Regions from separate parts of the Homo sapiens genome. Here region 2 is linked to region 1. Evidence: read pairs that join two places in POLR2A ChIA-PET (ENCODE). Cell type or tissue: A673. All regions are shown on one strand. Links, peaks and the distances in the headings refer to the core of each region. The heading gives the core; the rest is flanking DNA. Region 1 overlaps TUBA1B-AS1 (TUBA1B antisense RNA 1). Region 2 has its middle 35 kb from the start of TUBA1A.

Region 1 (14,926 bases), core at 46-8,045:
TTTTGTTTTTGTCACCCAGGCAGGGGTGCAATGGCGTGATCTTGGCGCACTGCAACCTCTGCCTCGTGGGTTCAAGCGATTCTCCTGTCTCAGCCTCCCAAGTAGCAGAGATTACAGGCACCTGCCACAATGCCCAGATTATTTTTGTATTTTTAGTAGAGAAGGGATTTCACAATGTTGGCCAGACTAGTCTCGAACTTCTGACCTCAGGTGATCCGCCCACCTCGGCCTCCCAAAGTGCTGGAATTACAGGCGTGAGCCACCGTACGTGGCCATGTTACCCTAACTCTTATGTTCCTGTTTCCCTAACATAATACCTCCTTTACTCTTCTCCTCTACTACTCTAATCTTAAGGGGAGATGAAGGGTGAAGGTCATTTTTTGTAACTTCTTCCTGCTGACAGTGGACGTTGATCTTTGGGACAGGATTCTCTTATAAGAATTTGCAGTTGGTGGGCTGGGCACGGTGGCTCATGCCTGTAATCCCAGCACTCTGGGAGGCTGAGGCAGGCGGATCACGAAGTCAGGAGATCGAGACCATCCTGGCTAACACGGTGAAACCCCATCTCTACTAAAAATACAAAAAATTAGCCAGGTGTGGTGGTGGGCACCTGTAGTCCCAGCTACTCGGGAGGCCGAGGCAGGAGAATGGTGTGAACCTGGGAGGCGGAGCTTGCAGTGAGGCGAGATCATGCCACTGCACTCCAGCCTGGGCAACAGAGCGAGACTCTGTCTCAAAAAAAAAAAAAAAAAAAGAGAATTTGCAGTTGGTTTCTAGGGAGCCAGGGGAGGTCCATATTTGCATGATGTTCTGTCTGATTTTTTTTTTTTTTTTTTTTTTTTTTTTTTTTTTGAGAGAGAGTGTTTCACTCTTGTTGCCCAGGCTGGAGTGCAATGGCACAATTTTGGCTCACTGCAACCTCTGCCTCCCAAGTTCAAGCGATTCTCCTGCCTCAGCCTCCTGAGTAGCTGGGATTACAGACATGCGCCACCACGCCCAGCTAATTTTGTATTTTTAGTAGAGACGGGCTTTCTCCGTGTTGGTCAGGCTGGTCTCCAACTCCCGACCTCGGGTGATCCGCCCACCTTGGGCTCCCAAAGGGCTGGGATTACAGGTGTGAGCCACCACACCCAGCTGATTCTTTTTTTTTTTTTTTTTAGATGGTGTCTCGCTCTGTCGCCAGGCTGGAGTGCAGTGGCACAATCTCAGCTCACTGCAACCTCTGCCTCCCAGGTTCAAGCAATTATCCTGCCTCAGCCTCCCGAGCAGCTGAGACTGTAGGCACGTGCCACCGTGCCCAGCTAATTTTTGTATTTTTAGTAGAGATGGGGTTTCACCGCGTTGGCCAGGATGATCTCGTTCTCTTGACCTTGTGATCCGCACACCTGGCGATGTTCTGATGATTCAATGGGCATAGCCCTGCCCAGTATTGGAGGAGTAAAAAAAAAAAAAATATATATATATATTTATATATATATTTATTTTTATATTATATATATTTTTATATTTTATATATATATATATATATATATATATTTTTTTTTTTTTTTTTTTTTTTGTAGAGATGGGGTTTTTCCATGTTGCCCAGGCTGGTCTCAAACTCCTGGACTCATGTAATCTGCCTGCCTCGGCCTCCCAAAGTGCTGGGATTACAGGCATGAGCCACCACACCCAACTGTAACACATTTTTATGCCAGAATAATATTGAATAATGATAAATGTATTTTGCCTCTTTTTCCTTTTCTTTTTTTCTTTTTCTTTTTCTTTCTTTTTTTTTTTTTGAGACAGGGTCTTGCTTTGTTGCACAGGCTGGAGTGCAGTGGCACAATCTCAGTTCACCGAAACCTCTGCCTTGTGAGTTCAAGCAATTCCTGTGGCTCAGCCCCCCAAGTAGCTGGGATTACAGGCATGTGCCACGACACCTGGCTATTTTTTATATTTTTAGCAGAGAGGGGGTTTTGCCGTGTTGCCCCGGCTGGTCTCGAACTCCTGGCCTCAAATGATTTGCCCGCCTCGGCCTCCCAAAGTGCTAGGATTACAGGCATGAGCCACCATGCCCAGCCTGCCTCCTCTTTAGTACCTGACAGGAAAGTCTGATTTTTTAAAAAATCCATACTTAACCTACATAGGTATATTTGTTTTTTGTTTTTTGTTTTGAGACGGAGTCTCACTCTGCTGCCTAGGCTGGAGTGCAGTGGCGCGATCTCAGCTCACTGCAACCTCTGTCTCCCAGGTTCATGCCATTCTCCTGCCTCAGCCTCCCAAGTAGCTGGGACTACAGGCGCCCGCCACCATGCCCGGCTGCTAATTTTTTGTATTTTTTTAGTAAGACGGGGTTTCACCATGTTAGCCAGGATGGTCTCGATCTCCTGACCTCGTGATCTGCCCGCCTCGGCCTCCCAAAGTGCTGGGATTACAGGCGTGAGCCACCGTGCCCGGCCAGGTCTATTTGTTTTGTTTGTTTGTTTGAGACAGAGTCTCGCTCTGTCTCCTAGGCTGGAGTGCAGTGGCATGATCTTGGCTCACTGCAACCTCCATCTCCCAGGTTTAAGTGATTCTCCTGCCTCAGCCTCCCAAGTGAGTAACTGGGAAAACAGGTACGCGCCACCACGCCCGGCTAATTTTACATCTGTGTGTCTGTCTGTCTGTCTGTCTGTCTGTCTATCTATCTATCTATCTATCTATCTATTTTTTGAGATGGAGTTTTGCTCTTCTTGCCCAGGCTGGAGTGCAATGGTGCGTGATCTCAGCTCACTGCAACCTCTACCTCCTGGGTTCAAGCGATTCTCCTGCCTCAGCCTCCCAAGTAGCTGGGATTACAGGCATGCGCCACCACGCCCAGCAATTTTTTGTATTTTATTTTTAGTAGAGACAGGGTTTCTCCATGTTGGTCAGGCTGGTCTCGAACTCCCGACCTCAGGTGATCCGCCCACCTCGGCCTCCCAAAGTGCTGGGATTAAAGGCATGAGCCACTGCACCCAGCCTATTTTTTTTATATATATTTTTAGTAGAGATAGGGTTTCACCATATTGGCCAGGCTGTTCTCAAACTCTTGACCTTGTGATCTGCCCGCCTTGGCCTCCCAAAGTGCTAGGAGTACAGATGTGAACCACCATGCCCGGCCTCTGTTTTTTTTTTTTTTTTTTTTGAGACAGAGTCTTGCTGTATTGCCAAGGCTGGAGTGCAGTGGTGCCATCTCAGCTCATTGCAGCCTCCATCTCCCAGGTTCAAGCGATTCTCCCACCTCAGCCTCCTTAGTAGCTGGAATTACAGATGTGCACCACCATCACCTGGCTAGTTTTTGTAATTTAGTAGAGATGGGGTTTCACGATGTTGGCCAGGCTGGTCTCAAACTCTTCACCTCAAGTGATCCACCCACCTTGGCCTCCCAAAGTGCTGGGATTAATTATAGGCATGAGCCACCATGCTCAGCCTCTATTTATTATACATACCTATACACACACACACACACACACACACACACACGAGTAAATAGTAGTTATCTATGTCTGGAACATAAACACAGTAGTATTTACTGTCTTGACATTTTTTTTCCTCCCCTAAGACAGGATCTCACTCTGTTGCCTAGGCTGGATTACAGGGGCATGATCATGGCTCACTGCAGCCTCCACCTCCCAGGCTCAAGCGATCCTCTCACCTCAGCCTCCTCAGTAGCTGGGACTACAGGCAAGCACCACTGTGCCTGGCTAATTTTTTATTTTTGTGGAGGTGGAGTCTCATTGTTACCCAGGCTGGTCTTGAACTCCTGGGCTCAATCGATCCTCCCACCTTGGCCTCCCAAACTGCTGAGATTGCAGTACAGGCCACTGTGCCCAGTCTGTCTGCACATTTTAATTGATTATATAGGCCTTTCTTTTGTTGTACTCTTTCAGGCCTGCAACTGTTTGCTTTGAGTCTTTGGTGTAGTGGGAAACCCTGTGATGCAATTAGAGTTATTCTCATTTTTGCTACATAGTATCATGGCCATTTGCTACTGTTCTAAGCAGTGGGTAACTGTTTTTGATAGTTTCCATATTGTGGTTTAGACACAGAAATTTACAAAATATTTTGTTCATTTCACTAGCTCTACAAGTAAAAACAAAATAACAAATGGCAACAATTTACCAAGTGTTAACTATTTATAAATATTTGAACTTCATTCTTATTTATCCCAATATTATAAATTTACATCTGCTTTTCCACAGATAGATGGTACTGGGGAAAGAAAATTGACTTTGGGCTGGGTGCAGTGGCTCAGGCCTATAATCACAGCACTTTGGGAGGCCGAGGCGGGTGGATCACTTGAGGCCAGTAGTTAGAGATCAGCCTGGCCAACATGGCGAAACCCCGTCTACTAAAAATACAAAAATTAGTTGGCCCTGGTGGCACGTGGCTATAATCCCAGCTACTTGGGAAGCCAAGGCACGAGAATCGCTTGAACCCAGGAGGTGGAGGTTGCAGTGAGCAGAGATCATGCTACTGCACTCCAGCCTGGGTGACAGAGTGAGACTCTATCTCAAAAAAAAAAAAAAAAAAAAACCAAAAAAAAAAGGGAAAAAAATAGAAAATTGACTTCGGTGGTGTCAGATAGGACTAGATTCAATTCTAGCTTTGTCAGTTAATAGTGGTATGACCTTAGACCCTTAATTATCTTTCTCAAGCTTCATTTATGAATGGGAATCAGTGTTAACTTGGAATCACCTTTTTCTCATACATTCAGTCCCATTAGTTCATGTTGTCAATTTACTTTCAAAATATGCCCACTACTTTTTATCACACCACTCTTATTTCACAGCTCTTACAGAATCTGAAATTACCTTGTTTGTACATTTATTTACTTGTTTAAAGTTTCTTCTTTTATGTAAACTCCATGTCTCTTTTTGTGGAAGTCAGTCTTGGTTGCCCTTCCAAAAACTACCTTCTTCCATTCCTCCTTGCTAAGACAGCCTCCTTTATCTGCCACTGTTTAAAGGGTATTTGTGTGCTCAGTCCCCGGGGACAAATAAATGCAACCTTGTTTCCCTTTGCCAGATACTTGCTTTTTCAGTTTCCTTCATGATTGGACCTGATTCTGACCAATGGGACATAAAGAGGCAAGTCAGCTGAGGACTTTCTGGGAATGATTTTCTTCTCTGATAAAAAGAGATTACCCCGTTGAGGAAGTCCCTTTTGTTTCACCCCTCTCCCTTTGCTTTCTGCCTTTGGAAATGTTCTTTGAAGATATGATGCCTAGAGCCAACTTCAGTCCTTGAGGGTCTAATGCAAAGAGAATCATAAAGATGCCAGTTCAGTGCAGTGGTCTGATATTGTGAAGCTATCGACCTAACCTTAAAACCAACCTATCTCCACATTTATTAATTAAATAATAAATTAAAGAAACTAAATAAATATTAATGAATAAAGGAAACAGTAAATGTCCTTATAATGTAAGCCAATGCAAGCAGGCTTTATCCCTAGAGACAAGAACAATACCTGGCACATAGTAGGTGCTTAATATGTAATTTTTGTTTAATATTGAACCTTGTGATTGATTGGATATGGGTTGTGAGGTAAAGTAAGGAATGGAGGTTATTTTGTAGGTTTCTCATTTATTTTATTTATCTATCTATCTATCTATTTATTTATTTTTGAGACAGAGTCTCACTCTGTTTCCCAGGCTAGAGTGCAGTGGCACGATCTTGGCTCACTGCAACCTCTGCCTCCCAGGTTCAAGTGATTCTCCTGCCTCAGCCTCCCAGGTAGCTGGGATTACAGATATGTGCTACCACGCCTGGTTAATTTTTGTATTTTTAGTAGAGACCGGGTTTCACCATGTTGGCCAGGCAGGTCTCGAAATCTTGACTTCAAGCTATCCGCCCACCTCGGCCTCCCAAAGTGCTGGGATTACAGATGTGAACCACTGCGACCAGCAAAGGTTTCTCATTTAAATAACCACGTGAATCGTGGTGCTTTTCACTGAGATCAAAATATTGAAGAAAGAAGTGGGCGGGAAGTAAGAAAAGGTCAGTTTTTAACACATTTTGAGGTTTAAGTGTCGGTAGTACATATGCTTAGAGATGTCCATTAGGCAGACATACTTGCAGATATGGAGAGGGGAGAGAGAGACAGATTTTGAACCTTCAGTATTAAAATGGTAATTAAACTACGGGAATGGTAAGACCTCTCAGGGGGAATGTGTAGAGCTAGGAAAGTAGTGCTTTTCTTTCTTTTTTTTTTTTTTTCTTTTTGATACGGAGTCTCACTCTGTCACCCAGGCTGGAGTGCAGTGGTGAAATCTCGGCTCACTGCAACCTCTGCTACCTGGGTTCAAGCAATTCTCCTGCCTCAGCCTCCGAAGTAGCTGGGATTACAGGTGCTTGCCATCGTGCCCAGCTAATTTTTGAATTTTTAATGTAGACAAGGTTTCACCATGTTGGCCAGGCTGGTCTGGAACTCCTGACCTCATGATCCACCCGCCTTGGCCTCCCAAAGTGCTGGGATTACAGGCGTGAGCCACCGTTCCCGGCTGAACGTGGTGGTATTAATAGAGAACCCTGAAGTAGATAGAGAACCTGGCCTTAGTAAGGAATTGAAAGAATGATCACATTTAAAGTGGAGAAAATGAGCTTATAAAAGGAGTCTGGGGCTGGGCACAGTGGCTCACGCCTGTAATTGCAGCACTTTGGGAGCCCAAGGCAGGCGGATCACCTGAGGTCAGGAGATCGAGACCAGCCTGAGCAACATGGAGAAACCCCATCTCTACTAAAAATACAAAATTAGCCGGGCATGGTGGCGCATGCTTGTAATCCCAGCTACTTGGGAGGCTGAGACAGGAGAAGCACTTGAACCCAGGAGGCTGAGGTTGCGCCATTGCACTCCAGCCTGGGCAACAACAGTGAGACTCCATCTCAAAAAAAAAAAAAAAAAAGTGGCTGGGCATGGTGGCTCATGCCTGTAATCCCAGCACTTTGGAAGGCCGAGACAGGTGGATCGCAAGATCAGGAGATCAAGACCATCCTGACCAACATGTGAAACCCCGTCTCTACTAAAAAAATACAAAAATTAGCCAGGCATGGTGGCGTGCACTTGTAGTCCCTGCTACTCAGGAGGCTGAGTCAGGAGAATTGCTTGAACCCAGGAGGCGGAGGTTGCAGTGAACCGAGATTGTGCCACTGCACTCCAGCCTGGGTAACAGAGCGAGACTGTCTCAAAAAAAAAAAAAAAAAAAAAAAATGGAGTCTGAGCCGGTCGCAATAATCCTAGCACTTTGGGAGGCCAAGGCAGGTGGATCACCTGAGGTCAGGAGTTCAAGACCAGCCTGGCCAACATGCTGAAACCCCATCTCTACTAAAGCTGGGCATGATGGCAGGTGCCTGTAATCCCAGCTACTCAAGAGGCTGAGACTGAAGAATCACTTGAACCTGGGAGACAGTGGTTGCAGTGACCTGAGATCGCACCACTGCACTCCAGCCTGGGCGGCTAAGCGAGACTCCGTTTCAAAAATAAATAAACAAATAAACAAAAGGAGTCTGAGAAAGAATGATCAAAGAGGAAGAACTGGGGGTTTTACGATCCAAGTAAAGAGTTTCAAGCGAGTACAGTGTCAAATGCTGCAGTGTCAAATCCTGCAGGTTAAATAGGGTAAAGACTAGAAAGTGTCCATTGTATTAAATATAGAGAAAACAGTATGGTGTCTATTTTTATTTATTTACTTATTGGACAAGTATTGAGAGCTTACCATGGCAGGTACTCCTTATAAGTGCTGGGTTGATATAACAGTGAATAAAATAAGTCTTGCTGGAGTCGTGAGAAGGGACATGCTTGCCTGTTCCTAATCTTAGTGAGAAAGCTTCTAATTTCTCACTTTTAAGTATAGTGTTAGCTGTAGGGATTTTGTAGACATTCTTGATCAAGACGAGAAAGTTCCCCTCTAAGTTTATCAAGAGAGTTTATCATGAATGAGTGTTGGATTTTGTCATATGCTTCTTCTGCATATGTTGATATGATTATGTGATTTTTCTTTCTTTTTTCTTTTTTAAACAGTTTTGCTCTGTTGCCCAGAATGGAGTGCAGTGGCACCATCTTGGCTCACTGCAACCTCCACCTCCCTGGTACAAACAATTCTCGTGCCTCAGCCACTGGATTAGCTGGGATTATAGACGCACGCCACCACACCTGGCAAATTTTTTTTATTTTTAGCAGATGCAGGGTTTCACCATGTTGGCCAGGCTGGTCTTGAACTCCTGACCTTAAGCCATCTGCTTGTCTCGGCCTCCCAAAGTCCTGGGATTGCAGGCATGAGCCACTGCACCTGGCCTTTTTCTTCTTTAGACTGCTGATCTGATGGATTTTATTAATTGATCTTTTCTTTTTCTTTCTTTTTTTTTTGAGACAGGGTCTTGCTCTGTCACCCAGGCCGGAGTGCAGTGGCATGAACATAGCTCACTGCAGTCTCGGTCTCCTGGGCTTCAGCGATCCTCTCACCTCAGCCTCCTGAGTAGCTAGGACCACAAGTGTATGCCACCACACCCTGCTAATTTTTAAATTTTTTGTAGAGATGAGGTCTTGCCACGTTGTTCAGGCTGGTCTTGAGCTCCTGAGCTGAAGTGATTGTCCCACTTCAGCCTCCCAACATGCTGGGATTATAGGTATGCGCCACTGCTCCTGGCCTTATTCATTTTCAAATGTTGAACCAGCCTTGTATACCTGGGATAAATTCCACTTGGTCTTGGTATATAATTCTTTTTATCCAGTGTTGGATTTGATTTTCTGATATTTAATTAAGGATTTTTGCATCTATGTCCATGCAAATATTGGTCTGTAGTTTTCTTTTTTCTTTTTTTTTTTTTTGTAGTATCTGTCTGGTTTTGGTATTACGGTAACACTGATCTCATAGAATGAGTTAGGGAATAATCCCTCTGCTTCTTTCTTCTTAAAGAGATGGTATAAAATTGGGATAATGTTTCCCCTAAAAGTTTGGTAGAATTCAAATTAGCTAGGCATGGTGGCATACGCCTGTAATCCCAGCTACTCAGGAGGTTGAGGCAGGAGAATCACTTGAACCCAGAAGGCAGAGGTTGCAGTGAGCCAAGATTGCACCACTGCACTCCGGGCTGGGGAACAGAGCAAGACTCCATCTCAAAATAAATAAATAAATGTTTGGTAGAATTCATCAGTTAACCCATCTGGGCCTGGTGCTTTCTGTTTGGGAAGGTTATTAATTATTGATTCAATTATTATTATTATTATTTGAGACGGAGTCTCGCTCTGTCACCCAGGCTGGAGTGCAGTGGCGCGATCTCAGCTCACTGCAACCTCTGCCTCCTGGGTTCAAGCAATTCTCCTGCCTCAGCCACCCGAGTAGCTGGGACTACAGGTGCGTGCCACCATGCCCAGCTAATTTTTTGTATATTTAGTAGAGATGGGGTTTCACCGTGTTAGCCAGGATGGTCTCGATCTCCTGACCTCATGATCTGCCCACCTCAGCCTCCCAAAGTGCTGGGATTACAGGCATGAGCCACCGCGCCCAGCCGATTCAGTTCTTTAATAGATATAGAGCTGTTCAAATTGTCTTTCTTCTTATGTGAATTTGGCAGATTGTGTCTTTCAAGGAATTTGTCTATTTCATCTAGGTTATCAAATCTGTGCACATAGAGTTTTCCTTTATTTTCCCTTTAATGTTCATGGAATCTGTAATTATGTCCTCTCTTTTATTTCTTTTTCTGTTGTTTTGAGACGGAGTCTCGCTCTGTCACCCAGGCTGGAGTGCAGTGGTGTGATCTTGGCTCACTGCAACCTCCTCCTCCCAGGTTCAAGTAACGCTCCTGCCTCAGCCTCCCGCGTAGCTGGGGCTACAGCATACGCCACCACACCCAGCCAATTTTTGTATTTTTTGATAGAGATGCGGTTTTAACATGTGGGCCAGGCTGGTCCTGAACTCCTGACCTCAAGTGATCCACCTGCCTCAGCCTACTAAAGTGCTGGGATTACAGGCATGAGCCACCACACCCAGCCTTTTATTTCTTTTTTATTACTTTTTTGTAGAGATGAAGCCTCGCTATGTTGCCCAGATTGGCGTGCAGTGGCTATTCACAGATGTGATAATCATATACTGCAGCCTTGAACTCCTGGGCTCAAGGGATCCTCCTGCCTCAGCCTGTAAAGTAACTGGAACTATAGGTGTGCCACCTTGCCCAGCTCCTTCACTTTAAAAAAAAAAAGTTTAATTTTAATTTTGTAGAGATGAGGTCTTGCCATGTTGCCCAGGCTGGGCTTGAACTCTTAGCATCTAGTCATCCTCCCACTTTGGCCTCCCAAAGGCCTGGGATTATAGACATGAACCACTATGCTCAGCCTCCTTTACTTTTTTTTTTTTTTTTTTGAGACAGAGTCTCGCTCTGTCGCCCAGGCTGGAGTGCAGTGGCACAATCTCGGCTCACTGCAAGCTCTGCCTCCTAGGTTCACGGCATTCTCCTGCCTCAGCCTCCCAAGTAGCTGGGACTACAGGTGCCCGCCACCATGCCTGGCTAATTTTTTTGTATTTTTAATAGAGACGGGGTTTCACCGTATTAGCCAGGATGGTCTCGATCTCCTGACCTTGTGATCCACCCGCCTCGGCCTCCCAAAGTGCTGGGATTACAGGCGTGAGCCACCGCGCCCGGCCTCCTTTACTTTTTTTATCTAGTTTCTCCTACAGATCTATAAAGAGTTGTTGGCAGCTCTAGATGCACTGCCTATGACTTAGCCCTGCTCTGCATGGAGCAGTTAAAAAAAAAAAAAAGGAGCTGTTGATTTTTTAGTTTGTTCAGCTTTTACTTGTTGTTATCATGGAGTGGTGACTTCCGAGCTTCTTTTCTGCTGGTCTGGAAACTGGATGTGTATATCTTTTCAAAGCAGTAACAAGAAGGTCAATGAGGCCAGAGCAGAGTAGTGAGTGAGGGGGAGAGCGTTATGAAATGAGATTGGAGAGGTAGCCAGGGTCTAGCTCATGTAATAGTGTTATTAGGCATGGAGAGATTTTGTGTTTTATTCTAAAAATAATGAGAAGCTATTAGATAGTTTTGAGCAAAGGTGTGACATGTTCTATTTTAGGTTTTAAGAGCATTGCTCTGGCTTTTGTGAGAGTAAACCACAGGAGGTTAAGAGTGGAAGAAGGAAGATGAACTAGAAGGGAATGGGCAGTAATGCAAATAAGAGATGATAGTGGCTTGAATCAAGGTGATATTGTTGAGGTGGTAAGAAGTGGTGGAAATGTGAGTTGTTTTGTTTTGTTTTGTTTTGTTTTTGAGATGGAGTCTTGCTCTGTCACCCAGGCTGGAGTGCAGTGGTGTGATCTCGGCTCACTGCAATCTCTGCCTCCCAGGTTCAAGTGATTCTCCTGCCTCAGCCTCCCAAGTAGCTGGGACTACAGGCGTGTGCCACCACGCCCGGCTAATTTTTTTTTTTTTTTTTTTTAAGTAGATGTGGGGTTTCACCGTGTTAGCCAGGATAGTCTTGATCTCCTGACTTCGTGATCTGCCTGCCTTGGCCTCCCAAAGTGCTGGGATTATAGGCTTGAGCCACCACGCCCAGCCTTCTGAGTATATTTTGAAGACAGAACTGACAGGATTTATTAAGAAGTTGGCTGTGAGAAAGAAAGAGAGGAGTCAGTCATGACCCCTAGATTTTTGGTCTGAGCAACACTGGGGAATACTAAAGGAGGAACAGGTGTAGAGAAATGGAAAGAATCAAAAGTTCAGTTTTGGACATGTTAAGTTTGAGATGCAGTGGGTTAAATATAAGTAGAGATGTTGATTAGGCAGTAATAGTTGGTTAAAAAGTGCAGAGGGGAGGTCGTGTTGGAGATAAATTTAGAAGTCATCAGTATAGAAAGTGGATAAGATCACCTGGGGAACGGGGGAGATCCAACCGGGCGCAGTGGCTCATGCCTGTAATCCCAGCACTTTGGGAAGACCAGGCGGGCGGATCACAAAGTCAGGAGTTCGAGACAAGCCTGGCCAACATAGTGAAACCCCGTCTCTACTAAAATTACAAAATTTAGCTGGGCATGGTGGCATGCGCCTATAGTCCCAGCTACTTGGGAGGCTGAGGCAGGAGAATCGCTTGAACCCGGGAGGCGGAGGTTGTGGTGAGCTGAGATTGTGCCATTGCACTCCAGCCTGGGCAACAGAGCGAGACTGTCTGAAAAAAAAAAAAAAAAAAGGAAGAGGTCCAAGGACTGAACCCCAGAGCACTCTAACTTATAAAAATTAGGAACAGGATCTAGTAGTGTAAAGTAAAAGGAGCAGACAGTGATGTTGGAAGTTAATAATGGCCTGGGTGCAGTGGTTCACACCTATAATACCAGCACTTGGGGAGGCCAAGGTGGGAGGATTGCTTGAGCCCAGGAGTTAGAGACCAGCTCTGGCAACACAGGGAGATCCCTTCTTTACAACAAATACAAAAATTAGCCAGGCGTGGTGGTGTGCACCTGTAGTACCGATTACTTGGGAGGCTGACATAGGAGCCCACGAGGTGAAGGCTGCAGTAAGTTGTGATCGCGCCACTGCATTCCAGCCTGGGTAACAGAGCAAGACCGTGTTTCCAAAAAAATAGAAGAAAGAAAATAATGAAGAGTTTAGTATTCTGGAAACCAAATGAAGAAAGTGTTTCAAGCAGGAGCAGGTGATAACTCTGCTTTTTGAACTGTGCTTTCTGGGAGGCTGGGTAACATGGGGTCTGAGAATCAGCTGTTAGATTTCACTGGTGACCTGGGCAAGAGTGGCTTCAGTGGAGCAGTAAGGATGAATTAAGGCCTTATTGGTGTAAGTTCAAGAGATGATTCATGACAAGGAAGTGGAGGAAGGAGAATTTAAAAACTTTTTTGAGGATTTTTGCTTTAAGGGGTTAGAAAGAAGAGTAATAACCAGGAGAGCTGGATAGGGATGTTCAATAAAAGGCGGGGTTTTCTTTTTGTTTTTGTTTCTAAGGTGGGAGCTATTTTAGAATATTTGTTTGCTAATGAGAAAAAAAAAACAAAAGGTAAAATCCATGTTGTGGGGAAAAGGAGCAAAGCTTTAGAGTAGTGAAATGGAAAGGCACCCAGTGCACCATGGAGGGGTTCACCTTGGAAAGGAGCACAGTATTCACCTGCTGACACACAGGAGGAAGCCAGAATTCGAGGAGCGATTAATCGGTTGGCAGTTAGATTTAGTGGTGGAATCTGTGGAATTTCTCTTCTGATTATTTCTGTTTTTCTCCTCTACTGCAGTGAACTAGAAAATGGGTAATTTCAGCCAGGGATGGTGGCATACAGTGGTGCCTTTCAGCTACTCGGGAGGCTAAGGCAGGAGGATCCTTTGGGCCCAGGAGTTTGAGTCCAGTCTGGGCAACATAGCAAAACCTCATCCTTTTTTTTTTTTTTTTTTTTTGAGACGGAGTTTCGCTCTTGTTGCCTAGGCTGGAGTGCAATGGCGTGATCTCGGCTCACCGCAACCTCTACCTCCCGGGTTGAAGCGATTCTCCTGCTTCAGCCTCCCGAGTAGCTGGGATTACAGGCATGTGCCACCACACCTGGCTAATTTTGTATTTTTAGTAGAGACAGGGTTTCTCCATGTTGGTCGGGCTGGTCTCGACCTCCCGACATCACGTGATCTGCCCGCCTCAGCATCCGAAAGTGCTGGGATTACAGATGTGACCTATCGTGCCCAGCCGCTAAACCTCATCTTTAAAAAAGAAGAACAAAATAGGTAATCTTTCCTAATTCTCCCTCTTTTCCTTAGTAACAGAACCCTGATTTCTTTGGGAACAGGGTGCCCAGCTTCTGTTCCAACTGATGGGGTCCATGTGACTAAGTTCTGGTGAAATGTTAGTGGAAGTTGTTTGGTGGGGCTGCTGATAAAGTTTCTAAAACAGGATTGATAAGATTGAGCTAGTGTCATTGGCCCTTTCTTTTTCTTTTTTTTTTTTTTTTTTTTTTTTGCCTAGAACATGGACAAGATGGCTGGGGTCCTGTGGAGTTCTAGTAATCTTCTTACGATAATAAAGCAACCTTATGCCATATGATATGCTAAGGATGGAGGAAGATAGAGTCTAGGTGCCTGATGACAACATGGAGCTGTCAAGCCCTGCATTGCCTCCCCCTGGACGTCTCATTATGGGAGAAAATGAAGCAATTTGTTTAAGCCACACTGATCTTTTTTCCTATTTTTCTTTTTCTTTTGTTGAGTGTGTGTTTGTGTCTGTTATTTACAGCTGATTGTAAGTCATAACTGATGTGGTAGTGGGACTGTGTAAGTTTTGTCTTCTGATGTTTTTCTTTTTTTTTTTCTTCTTCAGTGAAACAGGGATGGGGAGATCATTAGCTAAATGTAAGGATTGGGGAAGGAGTGTGGGAGGTTTGTGGAGAGAGAATGTGTGAAATGTGGGAAGTTTGTGGAGAGAGAATTTGTGAAATAGTTATCTCTGAATGGTAGAGTAAATTAAGTAGGGAGAGGTAGTAGGTCATTCAGACATCTGTGGTTGTAAATATAAAATGAGATCAGTCATCTGGGTTGTATTTTTCCCTAGTCAGGTTTACCTGCTCAGGAGAAGGTATAAACCTGATAGTGAATTGGGTTTAACCAGGATTTATATTTTGCTAAAGCCATTGTGTCACCATTTGTGAAATAGAAGAAGATACTGTAGAGTCACTAAGAAGACAGTTGACTGAATGGATTTATAAAAACATGTAGCCGGGCACAGTGGCTCATGCCTGTAATCCCAGCACTTTGGGAGGCCGAGGCGGGCAGATCACGAGGTGAGGAGATCGAGACCATCTTGGCTAACACGGTGAAACCCCCTCTCTACTAAAGAAAAAAAAAAAAATTAGCCGGGCGTGGTGGCAGGCGCCTGTAGTCCCAGCTACTCAGAAGGCTGAGGCAGGAGAATGATGTGAACCCAGGAGGTGGAGCTTGCAGTGAGCCAAGAT
Region 2 (14,926 bases), core at 2,727-10,726, 85 kb after region 1:
AGCCCAAAACAACGCACAGATTTTGTTAGACTCAACAGAGTCATGAAATGCCAGTGTGGAAAGAGCTTGAGAGATGGCATCCCTGTCCCTCACTGGTCATCCTACTGACGAGGAGCCTAGACCAGAAAGTGGAGTGACCATGCCAAAGAGGCAGAGCCAGGTGGTGGCGGAACCACGCTGGAAGCCAGGTATGCTCATTCTTCTCATGACACCCCTGGCCTCCGTGACCTCGCATCCCACCTGGCCTGATGACTGTGGCCCTTTGTCTTTTGTCCTTCACTTTAAGAGGTTGTGGCCAAAGGGCCCATAAAGCAGGTGGGATTGTAATTTATGCAAATGCCTTCTGGTCTCCAGGTCTTGTATCTTCACATCCTAAGACAATCAATTCCATTTTCCAAAAAGCTCTTATTTTTTAATCTTTCATTTGGAAAATATGATATTTAAATGTAACAGGGGAGAAATATTCCCGTAGAATTTCTTTTCAGAACAATTCACATTCTACAATCTTTTTTTTTTTCTTTTTTTTTGAGATGGAGTCTTATTCAGCCGCCCAGGCTGGAGTGTAGTAGTGCAATCTCGGCTCACTGCAACCACCATCACCTGGGTTCAAGCAATTCTCCCGTCTCCTGAGTAGCTGGGATTACAGGCACCCACCATCATGCCTGGCTAATTTTTTGTATTTTAATAGACATGGGGTTTCACCATGCTTGCCAGGCTGGTCTTGAACTCCCAACCTCAGGTGATTCGCCCACCTTGGCCTCCTAAAGTGCTAGGATTACAGGTGTCAGCCAATGCACCTGGCCTCTACAATCTTTTACGTTGGTGTAGATCCCACATACCTCCCATGGCCATGCAGATAGTGTCAGCTTCTGCAGTCTCATATTCCTCCCTGACAACAATAATTTGTTTTCTCCATAGAAACTTGAGCAATAAGGATTTTGCCAGGATGCAGTCCAGGGACCATGTGGGACTCAAAGCTTAGGTCTTCCAGATAAGCTGGTTGATGCCAGTTAGTTTGTAGAGTAGGGGGAGGGGCAAGCATGGTAATTGGTAGAATATAAAATATAATAATACTGTGCGTCTAGAGTATGGCCTTAGGTCTTTAATTACCTTCTTCTCTCCTTTATTTTTGTCTTGCACTCTGCTAGACATCTTGTTGCCTCAACTGCCAACAGGCCAGTACAGTAATTTATGTTTGTTTATTTGAGGCACATGCATTCAAAAACAGAAAACTACATAAAAGAGGATTTTTGGTTTTTTTGAGACAGGGTCTCGCTCTGTCACTCAGGCTGGAGTGCAGTGATGTAGTCATAGCTCACTGTAACCTCAGACTCCTGGGCTCAAGTGATCCTCCAGTGTCAGCCTCCAGAGTATCTAGGATTGCAGGCGTGTGCCACCATACTTGGTTAATTTTTTTTATTTTTATTTTTTGTAGAGATGGGATTTCACTATATTGCCCAGGCTGACCTCAAACTCCTGGTCTCAAGCCATCCTCCTGCCTCACATTTTGCTTTCTAATGCTCATTCCTGGTGTCTTTATGAAGTGAGAGAGACAATCCTCTTGATTCCTCACCTGGGCTCCAGGAGGCAGGTGAAGACATGGGGGCAATGGTGAAATGCACCTCAAAAATTGGGAAGTAAAATTGTCCTAATAAACATTTAAAAATTATTATTATTGGCTAGACACGGTGGCTTACGCCTGTAATCCCAGCACTTTGGGAGGCCGAGACAGGCGGATCACGAGGTCAGGAGATCAAGACCATCCTGGTTAACATGGTGAAACCCCGTCTCTACTAAAAATACAAAAAATTAGCCGGGAGTGGTGGCAGGCACCTGTAGTCCCAGCTATTTGGGAGGCTGAGGCAGGAGAATGGCATGAACCCAGGAGTCGGAGCTTGCAGTGAGCTGAGATGGTGCCACTGCACTCTAGCCTGGGCGACAGAGCGGGACTCCGTCTCAAAAAATAAATAAATAAAAATAAAAATAATTATTATTATCTGTACAAATACACCTCTTTTTCCTCAACCAAAGAGTTTCTGATTCTCTTAGGCATCTAAAAGAGATTTATATGCAACCTATTAAATCAGCAAAAATTAATTGTTAAGCATCCACTCAGTGTTTGATGACATGTAAGCAATGTGGGAGATAATAATACTAACTAATGTTTATTGAGTTCTTAGAATTTGCTAGCTGTCTGTTGGGCTCTGTACATGAGTTGCCTCATTAAGGCCTATGGCCACTCCTATGAGATAGGTCTTCTTCTTTTTTTTTTTTTTTTGGACAGGGTCTGGCTGTATCGTCCAGGCTGGAGTGCAGTGGCACGATCTAGGCTCACTGCAACCTCTGCCTCCTGGGCTCAAGACATCCTCCCACCTCAGCCTCCCAAGTAGCTAGGAACACAGGCATGCAACACCACGCCTAGCTAATTGTTGTATTTTTTTGTAGAGATAGGTTTTCACCATGTTGCCCAGGCTGGTCTCAAACTCATGAGCTCAAGTGATCTACCCACCTCGGCCTCCCAAAGCATAGGGGTTACAGGCGTAAGCCACTGCATTCGGCCTATGAGATAGATACTTTTATTATCTCCATTTTAAATATTAGGAACTGGCCAGGGAAGGTGGCTCACACCTGTAATCCTAGCACTTTGGAGGCCGAGGTGGGTGGATCATGAGGTCAGGAATTCGAGACCAGCCTGGCCAACACAATGAAACCTTGTCTACTAAAAATACAAAAATTAGCTTGGCGTGGTGGCAGGTGCCTGTAATCCCAGCTACTCGGGAGGCTGAGGCAGGAGAATCGCTTGAACCCGGGAGGCGGAGGTTGCAGTGAGCCGTGATTGCACCACCGCATTCCATCCTGGGCAACAGAGCAAGACTCTGTCTCAAAAAAAAAAAAAAAAAAAAAAAAAAAAAAAGAAAAGAAGAGAAGAAGAAAAAAAAATTAGGAACTAAGACATAGAGAAGTTAAGCCATTTGCCCAGTGCCATACAGCTAGCAAGTAGGAGAGCCAGGATTTGAGCATAGTCTGATTCCAGAACGTATGATCTTAAAGAAGTAGAAATTGGCCGGGCGCGGTGGCTCACGCCTGTAATCCCAGCACTTTGGGAGGCCGAGGCGGGTGGATCACCTGAGGTTGGGAGTTTGTGACCAGCCTGACCAACATGGAGAAACCCTGTCGCTACTAAAAATACAAAATTAGCTGGGCGTGGTGGCACATGCCTGTAATCCTAGCTACTCGAGAGGCTGGGGCAGGAGAATTGCTTGAACCCTGGAGGCGGAGGTTGTGGTGAGCCGAGATCGTGCCATTGCACTCCAGCCTGGGCAACAAGAGCGAAACTCCATCTCAAAAAAAAAAAAAAAAGAAGTATAAATTATGGTTCCCGCACTCAACAAATTTATAATCTAGTTGAGGGAAACGTGACTAACACACATGAAAGCAACAGTAGATTATGTAAGATGAGCATATATAATTAAGTGCTAAATTGAATGCTTCAGAAGTTCAGAGGGCACAAGAAGGCGTGGAACAGGCAAGCAGCCTTTCATGAGGAATAACCTTGAAGTTGAGCCTTAAATGGTCCCTGAGATGAGCGTAGGGAATGCACTGCTGCAGGTGAGGTGGTGGCAAAAGCGTTACAAGCAGGAGTGAGCAAGACTTTGTCCTGGAGGATGGAGCAGCCAGCCTGACCACAGCTGGGTGGAGCCAATGGGAAGGGCTGGACCAACTAGGAAGGCCTTTAAAGCAAGGCAGAGTTTAGGCTTGGTGCATTAGTAACCAGAGAGTCGTAAAAGGCCCTCCATCAATAAAGCAATATTATAACAGATGTTTAAGGAAGACACGTTTGGCAGGAGGATCTATCTTTCTTATTAAAATTGTAGATGACAGCCAGGCGTGGTGGCTTACGCCTGTAATCCCAGCACTTTGGGAGGCCATGGCGGGCAGATCACGAGGTCAGGAGTTCGAGACCAGCCTGGCCAACATGGTGAAACCTCGTCTCTACTAAAAATACAAAAATTAGCCAGGTGTGGTGGCATGCGCCTTTAGTCCCAGCTACTTGGGAGGCTGAGGCAGGAGAATTGCTGGAACCCGGGAGGCAAAGGTTGCACTGAGCCGAGATCACACCACTGCACTCCAGCCCAGATGACAGAGCAAGAATCCGTCTCAAAAAAAAAAAAAACAAAAAAAAACTGTAGATGGCACAAAGCTTGAAAAAACATGAAATGACTAAATTGGTATCTCAAATTCACTGCTTATTTTGTTTGATCTTTAGGCTTTATTTCACATTAGCAAGTTCTGCCAAATCTTCCTCCTTAATATTTTTCCAATTTGTTTATTTCTCTACATTTCCCTTGCCATTACTTCAGTTCAGCCACAATCCTAGGGGTGAGGGGAGGTGTCAGAGAAACCTTCCTGGAAAAGATGACATTTTTCCAGAGTCCTGAATATTTAGCAAGAATTAGCCAGGTACCAAGGGAAGGGCTTGAAGGGGGAATGGAAGTGAGGAGATGGGAAAAAGAAGAGGGGAAGGATCAAATAATGGGCAGAAGAAAGCAAAAGCAAACAAACAAAATAAAATATAGACTTTGATGCTATAATAAGGAAAATTAAATGTGGCATTAACTTAGTGAAAAGGGTCACTGGTGGGTGGTGCAGGCCCAAAGAATCCAGACTAGAACACTGATGACGCCTTGCTGTGTGGTATCAAAACATTTGGTTGAAATGTCACTTCTTGTACCCTGGAGGGCAGACCACTCCCAGTGAAATGGAAAGGAAAGGCCCTTGAAGAGGTGACATGCAGTCAGGGCCCTGAACACACAGGTTGAATGGAAGGAACCATGTTGGCAAAGGCACAGAGTCTGGTGGTGCAGGGAGGAGAATCCTGACTTCCAGGGTTGAGCTCTGGGCAGATTAAACTGTTGATGGGGGTGCAGAGAGCAGGGAAATGGACCCAAGTAGGGAGAACTAAGTTAGGGAGAGGGCCCAGCTGAAGACTGCTCACCTACTTTAGAGAAATGTTGGCAAATGGGGAAGTGAATTTTTTATTTTTATTTTTGAGACAGTGTCGTTCGTTCTGTTGACCAGGCTGGAGTGTAGTGGCACAATCTCAGCTCATTGCAGCTTCGACTTCCCAGGCTCAAGCCATCCTCCCACCTCAGCCTCTGAGTAGCTGCGTGTACAGGTGTGCACCACCCTGCCTGGTTAATTTTTGTATTTTTTGTAGAGATGGGGTTTCACCACATTGTCCAAGCTAGTCTTGAACTCCTGAGCTTAAGTGAGCCACTTGCCTCTACCTCCCAAAATGCTGGGATTACAGGTGTGAGCCACTGTGCCTGGCCAAAATTTTTAATTCTCTTTCAAAATCCAGTAAGAAATAGCACTAGATTTTTAAATAGCTTTGTTGAGGTAAAAATCACATACTATAGCGATTCACCTATTGAAAGTACACAATTCGCCGGGTGCGGTGGCTCATGCCTGTAATCCCAGCACTTTGGGAGGCCGAGGCACGTGGAGCACGAGGTCAGGAGATCAAGACCATCCTGGCTAACACGGTGAAACCCCGTCTCTACTAAAAAGTACAAAAAATTAGCCAGGCGTGGTGGCAGATGCCTGTAGTCCCAGCTACTCGGGAGGCTGAGGCAGGAGAATGGTGTGTGTGAACCCGGGAGGTGGAGCTTGCAGTGAGCTGAGATCGCGCCACTGCACTCCAGCCTGGGCGACAGAGCAAGACTCCCTCTCAAAAAAAAAAAAAAAGAAAGAAAGAAAGTACACAATTCAACTATTTTTAGTATATTCAGAGAGTTTCACAGACATCATCAAAATCAATTTCACCACTCCCAAAAGAAATCCTGTATCCATTTCTATCCCTTCCTCCTAGCTCCTGGTAATTACTAATCTACTTCTGTCACTAAGGACTTGCCTGTTTTGGACATTTTATATAAATGGAATCATACAATATGTGATCTTTTGTGACTGGCTTCTTTAATAAATGCTAGATTTTGCAAGTCCATAATATTGTTATTAAATAACCAATGGTTAAACTACATATTTGCAAATATATTAGGAAGAAATAATAGTAAATATTTGGAAAACAGTGGGGCAGGATGCTAGTATAAGAATAAAGACTCTAGGCTGGGTGTGGTGGCTCAAGCCTGTAATCCCAGCACTTTGGGAGGCTGAGGAGGGCGAATTGCCTGAGGTCAGGAGTTCGAGACCAGCCTGGCCAACATGGTGAAATGCCGTCTCCACTAAAAATACAAAAAATTAGTTGGGCGTGGTGGCAGGTGCCTGTAATCCTAGCTACTTGGGAGGCTGAAGCAGGAGAATCACTTGAACCCAGGAGGTGGAGGTTGCAGTGAACCGAGATCATGCCATTGCACTCCAGCCTGGGCAACAAGAATGAAACTCCGTTTAAAAAAAGAGAAAAAAAAAAGAAGAAGAAGAACTAGGAAGTTTGCTTTCCTTAATGCTTCCCACTTTACAGAGGACAAAAATAACTGAAAATAAGGAACAAGCTATGTGAATAAATAGCATGTATGTGGTGTACTGCTAAGCACTGAAATCTGACAGATAGAGACAGAGAGAGAGAGAGAGAGAGAGTGTGTGTGTGTGTGAGAGAGAGAGAGAGAGAGAGAATGCTTGGCTTTTTAGCCCACTTCCTCATGGACAGCTGGTCAAATTCCTAACTCGTGAGACTGCTTGGATAGATGTGGTTGAGTTTTATATAACCGAATAACACTTACTGAAAGCTTTGAACAAGATGGGAAGAGATACATTCTTTAAAAAGAGTCTTGAGCTCCCTCCCTAACTTTCACTTACATGGGAAACGCAGACATTTTGATCCTTCTCCTTGAGTACTAGCAATCCATTGTTCCTATACCTTGTTATCGGTCTTTAGCTGCCAAACATCTCAAAACAGGGGACAGGGAGCGAAGCTTGGCCTCCACCAAAAAAATAGGCCGGCCTCGTGGCTCACGCTTGTAATTCTAGCACTTTGGGAGGTCAAGGCAGGAGGATCGCTTGAGCTCAACAGTTTGAAATCAGCCTGAACAAAATAGTAAGACCTTGTCTCTACAAAAAAAAAAAAAAAAAAAGCCAGGCATGATGGTGCATGCCTACAGCTCCAGCCACTCAGGAGGCTGAGGCAGGAGGATCACTTAAACCCAGCAGGTGGAGGCTGCAATGAGCTGTGATTGTGCCACTCCACTCCAGCCTGGGCAAGAGAGTGAGACCCTATCTCAAAAACAAAAAAACAAAAAGAAAAATAAAGGAAAAAATAGAGAAAGAAACCTCACAGGTGTAAATGAATTAACACTCACCATTACCAAATACACAGTTTCCAAACTAGCAGGGAGAGTTGCTGATTAGAGAGGAGCTCTGCTCCCATCCCCGGGACTCTCTCTCTCCAGTTTTCTGGGTTTTCCTCCATGTATTAGCTTCATTCTCAAACAGGCTTATCCCTTTGGTGTCAAAATGGCTACAGCAGCCCTGTCACCAATTAATTAACTCCATGTCCAGCAGGAAGACAGAGAGAGAGAGAAACTCTTCTTCCAGTAACTCTGGAGAAAGTCCCTAGATTTAATCTGATTAGGAAGGCTTAGAGCACATGCTTACCTCAAACCAATTAGCTAGGATGGACTGGCTGATTTAGGCCTAAATCTTGTCCTTCACCCTGGAGCTAGAGGTTGGGGAAGCCCTAATCAGATCGCAAAGACCAAAAGCAGAGAATTCCCTGAAAAAAATCAGGCCTATTGTCAGAGTACAGGAAGAGAAACTGGGGTGACAAGAAACAATGTCCATTGCAATTCAGTAGGACTAGAGTGAGGATATTACACAAGAAACCATATAACATAGCATATAAAAATGCAGTTAAAGAAGAGAAGAAAGAAAGGCCAGCCTGGGTAACACAGCAAGACCCTGTCACTACAAAAAATAAAAAAAAAATCTGGATGCGGTGACAGGTGCCTGTAGTCCCAGCTACTCAGGAAGCTGAGATGGGAGGATCTCCTGAGCCTGGCAGGTCAAGGCTGCAGTGAGCTGTGATTGCACCACTGCACTCCAGCCTGGGCAACAGAGTGAGACCCGGACTCAAAAAATAAAAGATAAATAAATAAAAGTATATCTAGGGCTATATGCTGTGGTAGGTGTATTTTACATAAATATGTAAAAGAAATAAGTCTCAGTCTTTGGGAAATTTATACTCTGATGAGGGAGGCAGACATATAAACAAATCAAATAGGCTAAGTGTCAGAGCATGGGTGCTGCAGAGGCCCAGACAAGGCACCGACAGCTCTGCCTGAGAGCTCAGGAAAGGTTTCCTAGAATACATGGCCCCTGAGCTGAATCCTTCCCACCTGTCCTCCAAACTATCTTCCATGCTGCCATCAGAGCCACCTTTCTTTCTATTTTTTTTTTTAAGGAGGGATCTTACTCTGTTGCCAAGGCTGGAGTGCAGTGTCACGCTCATGGTTCACCGTAGCCTCAACCTCCTGGGCTCAAGTGATCTTCCCACCTTAGCATCTGAGTAGCTGGGACTACAGGTGCACCATGCCCACCTAATTAAAAAACAATTTTTGTAGAGATGGAGTCTTACTGTATTGCCCAGGGTGATCTCAAACTCCTGGGCTCAAGTGATCCTCCTGCCTCAGCTTCCCAAAGCACTGGGATGGCAGGCATGAGCCACCGTGCCTGGCCAGAGCCTTTTTTTTCTTTTTCTTTTCTCTTCTTCATTCTTTTTTTTTTCTTTCTTTCTCTCTCTCTTTCTTTTCTTTTCTTTTTTAATTGAGATGGGGTCTTGCTCCATTGCCCAGGCTGGTCTTGAACTCCTGGGTGGAAGGAATCCTCCTACCTCAGCCTCCCAAAGTGCTGGGATTACAGGTGTGAGCCACCATGCCCAGCCTACAGGCCATCTTTCTAAAACACAGTTTGGATCATTTTACTTCCCTGCTTAGAACTCTTCCGTGGTTCCCAGGAGCTACCAATAGAAAATCCAGCTTTCTCCCTTTGTCACACAGTGTTTCCATTGACCTCTACCTAAATTCCCAATCTCATCTTTGGTGCTATGCAAGCCCCAAACTTCCTTTTTTTCCAGCAAAACACCAGGCCCACTCTCTATCTCAACGCCATGTACTTGCATCCCTCCTCCCATCCCCAGATATCCCTTATTTCTCAAAGCTCAATTCAGGAATCACTTCCTTTTTTTTTTTTTTTGAGATGGAGTCTCGTACTGTCACCCAGGCTGGAGTGCAATGGCGTGATCTTGGCTCACTGCAAACTCCGCCTCCCGGGTTCAAGCGATTATCCTGCTTCAGCCTCCCGAGTAGCTAGCTGGGATTACAGGCGCCCACCACCACACCCAGCTAATATTTTGTATTTTTAGTAGAGACAGGGTTTCACCCAGGCTGGTCTCGAACTCCTAACCTTGTGATCCACCTGCCTTGGCCTCCCAAAGTGCTGGGATTACAAGCATGAGCCACTGTGCCCAGCGAAGAATCACTTCCTTCGACATTTTTCTGATTCCTTGAACCTCAACCAAGGAAAACAGTATTTCCTCCTCCCACCAAGGCCCCACAGTGCTCCCCTGCATGTTAGGTGTTGACACTGCTGCCTCCTTGAGGCTGTGTCTTACTCAATGGAGTAGCCTTATCAGCCCACAGGGGCTTAGCAAATAATGAGCTTTTAATAAATGCTTTTGAGCAGTTGAATGAACTGTACTTGAATGGGTTTATATTACAACCCGGTAAACACTAAGTTTGTTCCAAGGAGAACTTCCTACCGGTTGCTCCTGCTCACAGCTCTTGAGGCCACGGGCGTGGCCAGAGCTGGGTCAGGGACAGGGCCACTCCTATGTAAGAGCAGGGCCCAGGCCTCCAGCCTGTTGAGGTCCATCCTGTTCTTCTATGACAGTTGTGTGGCATTTGGTGACTCAGGTTCTAGTACAAGACCACTGAGTTCCCAGTAAACTCAGTAAATTCAGCATTTCTAAACATATAGTCCTTTGACTGGGCGTGGGGGGTCATGCCTGTAATCCCAACACTTTGGGAGGCTGAGGTGGGCAGATCACCTTAGGTCAGGAGTTCAAGACCAGCCTGGCCAACATGATGAAACCCTGTCTCTACTAAAAATACAAAAATTAGCTCAGTGTGGTGGCAGGCACCTGAAGTCCCAGCTACCTGGGAGGCTGAGGCAGGAGAATCGCTTGAACCTGGGAGGTGGAGGTTGCAGCGAGCCAAGATCACGCCACTGCACTCCAGCCTGGGCGACAGAGTGAGACTCTGTCTCAAAAAAATAAGAAAAATAAAAATACAGTCCTTGGGTGAGGAGATTCTTTCCTCAGAGAAAGAAAGTGCTGGTTGGGCGCGGTGGCTCACGCCTGTAATCCCAGCACTTTGGGAGGCCGAGGTGGGTGGATCACCTGAGGTCATGAGTTCGAGACCAGCCTCAACATGGAGAAACCCTGTCTCTACTAAAAATACAAAATTAGCTGGGCGTGGTGGCGCATGCCTATAATCCCAGCTACTCGGGAAGCTGAGGCAGGAGAATTGCTTGAACCTGGGAGGCGGAGGTTGCAGTGAGCCGAGATCGTGCCATTGCACTCCAGCCTGGGCAACAAGAGCGAAACACTGTCTCAAAAAAAAAAAAAAAAAAAGAGAAAGAAAGTGCTTTCCTGGCCAATATAGTTTATTATCAAGCATAGGATAAATTGGAGAAAGGCAGGTTTGTGACAAAACTGATCAGAGGCCGTTTGCATAGTGCCAGGTGTTAAACATCTATTAACTAATTTCATGACACTGTCTTGTCACTTCTCACTTTTGGTCTGTGTTTTTTAATATTCCAAGAAAAGTTATTAGACTAGATGATCTCTAAGATCACTTCCCATTCTATCATTTTATTGTCTGGTTCTTACCTAATACCAATATAATGTGTGTTTGAGATGGTGAAGGTTCAGGAGTTATTGGCCACATTTCACAGATGGGAAACAGGGCAGCGGGGCACGGGGTTTGCTTCAGATCCGTGGGTCCTTGCTGAGCTCTACTTCATTAAGCGATCAATATTTCCTGGCTCCTGAGTGGAACTGCAGTTACATTTCCCTTTGGAAAAGCTGGTCTGTTTTTACCAATAGGCCTGCAGAAAAAAACCAAGGCCGGCCAGGCGCGGTGGCTCATGCCTGTAATCCTAGCACTCTGGGAGGCCGAGGCAGGGGGATGACCTGAGGTCAGGAGTTCGAGGCCAGCTGTCAACATGGTGAAACCCCGTCTCTACTAAAAATACAAAAATTAGCTGGGCGTGGTGGCACATGCCTGTAATCCCAGCTACTCAGGGGGCTCATGCAGGAGATTCGCTTGAACCTGGGATGCGGAGGTTGCAATGAGCTGAGATCTTGCCATTGCATTCCAGCCTGGGCAACAGAGCAAGACTCTGTCTCAAAAAGAAAAAAAGAAAAAAATCAGGGTCAGAGTATTGTTATGAAAAAACACAACAACACCACTTATTCTACTCCCACAGCCTACCTAGGCTTTGAAGCCCACAGTATTGAGAGTAAGAAAACTCAGAGGTGCTAGGACTGCCAGGAGGCATGTAGGAAAGAGGCTAGAGGAGAAGAGGAATAGATTTGAAGCCACTAAGGAGAAATTTCAGTGATCTGTGGACTAGGATGGCGGAGGGGGTGGGGACCTGATCCCAATGGCACAATGACAAGGTCAGCCTCATCTCTTCTCTCTGTTCTTGGCAACAGCCAGTCTAGCCAGAAAGAGCAATCTGTCAAATCTAATTAAAGTAGAAGAAAGTGAACAATGGGCGCCCAGCTCTAAAATGACAGCCTGGTTCAATGGGGTGGAGGAGCTAGGGAGGGATGAGTGCTTTGTGTGCTTGGAATTAGATCCTTCAAATGGATCCTTTCTGAATGCAAAACTGTACATCTCTAACTGGATTCTTATTTACTTCACCAGGACTCTTCAGCTCCCTGCGCCTTTTAACACATGCACATCCAGCAAAAGCAGAGGAGAACCTGGCTGTGATTCAAAGGTAAGGCTGTAATAGTAATGTAATGTAAATAGCTTCATCATGCACGGCTTGGACATGGTACTGTGTGCATGCAACTGATATTTGTGAATTTGCTCCTATTTATTGTTTCATGTTTAATTATATTGGTGGCATTAGTGTTTATCTTATTATTTCTGCAATCCTTTTTATTATAAGGCTTATTATTGGAATATTGAAATTTCAGAGCAGTCTGAAGTTTTATTAGGACCACAAATAGACATATTTTCAGATGCAAAACACATTAATTATATTTTTGTCTTATACTTTAAATGGCCTCCCTGATTTGAATATTTTAGTTTCTGAATCAAAAGTGGGTTGCACAGGGAAGAGGCATATTTTATAAATGGAATCAAATGAGCATATCCCTTAAAATACATGCATGAATACAGGCTATTGAAGCCTAAAAACCATGCATCTGCAGAATCTAAAGTCTCAAATTACAAGAGGCCTGTTATCAGCAAATATTATACTAAAGAATGATTTATTAATTTTACTCTACTTTAGTGTGGGATACTCAGACATCTTAAAGGTGTGAGGAAAAACAATTCTGTGAAGTGGGAGGGAGAGAATGGGAAGAGAGTAGGCGCTAACACAATCTGCAATTTACAAGTCTCTGTTCCCCAGGTTTGGATGGCTTTTCCTATGCGTTATCTCATTTAATCCTCAGGGCACCCTGTGAAGTGTGTTACTATCCTCTCCACTCTGCAGATAAGGAAACTAAGGCTTTGAGAAACCAGCCCAAGGTTACAGAGAAAGGCAGTCGGGCCTTGAACCCAGGTGGTCTGCTTCCAAGTCTATTGAACTTCTCAGGAATATATTTCTGGTAGACACAGGAGACATTAAATTTAGAAAATCATTAAAGTATTAATAATGTCAACATGAGGACACTCCTCTAATCTATTGGTCTTCCCTGGACATGAAGGAGGCGGTGGATTTTAGCTTGGTGTATTTGTATCACTTTCCCCACTTTACTGCATGTTGCGAACCTTTATCTTTTTTGCGTGCGTGTGACAGAGTCTCACCCTGTCGCCCAGGCTGGAGTGCAGTGGCATAATCTCGGCTCACTGCAACCTCTGCCTCCTGGGTTCAAGCAATTCTTTGCCTCAGCCTCCCGAATAACTAGGATTACAGCTGTGCACCACCATGCCCAGCTAATTTTTGTATTTTTAGTAGAGACAGGGTTTCACCATCTTGGCCAGGCTGATCTTGAACTCCTGACCTCAGGTGATCCGCCCGCCTTGGCCTCCCAAAGTGCTGGCATTACAGGCGTGAGCCACCACACCCAGTCTATTTTTTAACAGCATCACTTGTTTCTTTTCTGTCCTTTCTTTCTTTACATACCCCTTATACGAATAAATTATCTTGTAAAAAGACAAAGGAAAAGTCTGCCGGTACTGCTCACTTCACCCCAAACCCAGTCCTCTCCCCAAAGAAACCCCTGTTAACAATTTGGGGGTGTAACCAACTATTTCTTACCTGTTTGCATAGAGGTGTGTGTGTGTGTGTGTGTGTGCACATCACATTGTTTTGTGTGACTTTTTAAGAGATAAATGGTGCCATGTTGTGCTTTTTATTCTTAACTTGCTTTTTTTTTCTTTTTAAATTTATTTCATTATTTTATTTTTTGAGATGGAGTCTTGCTCTGTCGCCCAGGCTGCAATGGCACAGTATAGGCTTACTACAACCTCTGCCTCCTGGGTTCAAGCGATTCTCCTGCCTCAGCCTCCCTAGTAGCTGGGACTATAGGCGTGTACCACCATACCTGGCTAATTTTTGTATTTTTAATAGAGACAAGGTTTCACCATGTTGGCCAGGCAGGTCTCAAACTCCTGACTTCGTGATCTGCTTGCCTTGGCCTCCCAAAGTGCCGGGATTACAGGCATAAGTCAACATCCTGGCCTTTTTTTTTTTTTTCTTTTTTAGAACAGTCTATGCCTTGTGGAGATCTTTACCTGGCAGTATGCTTAAATCTAATTCATTCTATTTAACTCTTACATAGCATTCCATGCATAATGACTTGTACTGTTTTCTCTTGACCTCATCTGTGCTTTTGAAATGGTTTAATGGCATACAAGTCAACATTTAACCATATTTGTATTTATGGGGCAGGGAGAGACAGGTGCAAGCTTTCTGGCTGGCTGGAGTGTTACTAAAAACATAGGAGAAGAAGGAAAGGTGAGACACGCCCACGCCAGTACTGTGAGCCCAAGTGAGAGGCCTGGGGCAGGTACAGTGTTATCAGTAGATTCGTTCCCTCTCTGCCTCTGAATATTTGAGCATTTACCTTTTTCTTGAGCCCAGCTGTTCTCCAGACATTTATTCCTTATATATGAGATAACAATAACATCCTCCACAGGGTGCCATGGGGATTAAACTAGAAAATGCACAGGAGAAGACATCAAGCCCAGGCATACTGCGACATGTTCCGTTATGAATTGTGCCTGTGCTGACCCTTTTCCCTCTCCCTCTCAAATCATGTATTGCTTTTTAAATTTTATTTGAGCTCGTTTGCTCTGAAGGACTATCCCTCTCACTTCAGATATTAGGTTGCAAGGCTCAAAGCAGGGTGGTTAATAAATGGAGCTATGGAGGTCATCATGAGATGTTCTGGTGCAGGATTTTGCCTGAAAGCATTGGAAACTGACTGAGAGCTGGACTCAAGTCCTGATGTGGACACTTACTAGCGGTGTGACTTGGGTAATGTTTTGTCATCTGGAAAATAAGCGTAATCCTAATAGTAATACTTAAGTCTGTGGGGTGTGGTCAGATATAAATGAGATAATGTATGAAAAGAACTTAGTATCGTTTCTGGTATACAGGAAGGTCAGCTGCTGTCATTGTTATTTAGAAAGGTTGCACCATCTCCACTTCTGTTTTCTGGCTATAAAGT

What was found. Peaks named below come from ENCODE experiments on the same cell type or tissue, not always from the same donor. Only the 100,000 strongest peaks of a DNase experiment are listed, where the experiment ranks them.
Region 2: POLR2A ChIA-PET joins it to region 1 with 12 read pairs; 33 of 35 experiments call an interaction of 5 or more read pairs at or near these places.

What each region holds. Positions count from the first base shown.
Region 1 is chr12:49,133,719-49,148,644 of GRCh38, forward strand. It overlaps TUBA1B-AS1 (TUBA1B antisense RNA 1), which reads left to right. Exons shown (of 2, transcript NR_183484.1): 2 at 13,945-14,145. Among named protein-coding and RNA genes, the nearest start is that of TUBA1B-AS1, 9.6 kb to the left of the region's middle. In A673, for the core only: no CTCF peak of the experiment used is centred there; a DNase peak (open chromatin) is centred at 5,033; H3K4me3 peaks cover 1 bases; H3K27ac peaks cover 741 bases.
Region 2 is chr12:49,216,149-49,231,074 of GRCh38, forward strand. It overlaps a transcript of TUBA1C not described here. Among named protein-coding and RNA genes, the nearest start is that of TUBA1A, 35 kb to the left of the region's middle. RefSeq lists a silencer at 7,117-7,351. In A673, for the core only: a CTCF peak has its summit at 9,605 (motif pointing left); no DNase peak of the experiment used is centred there.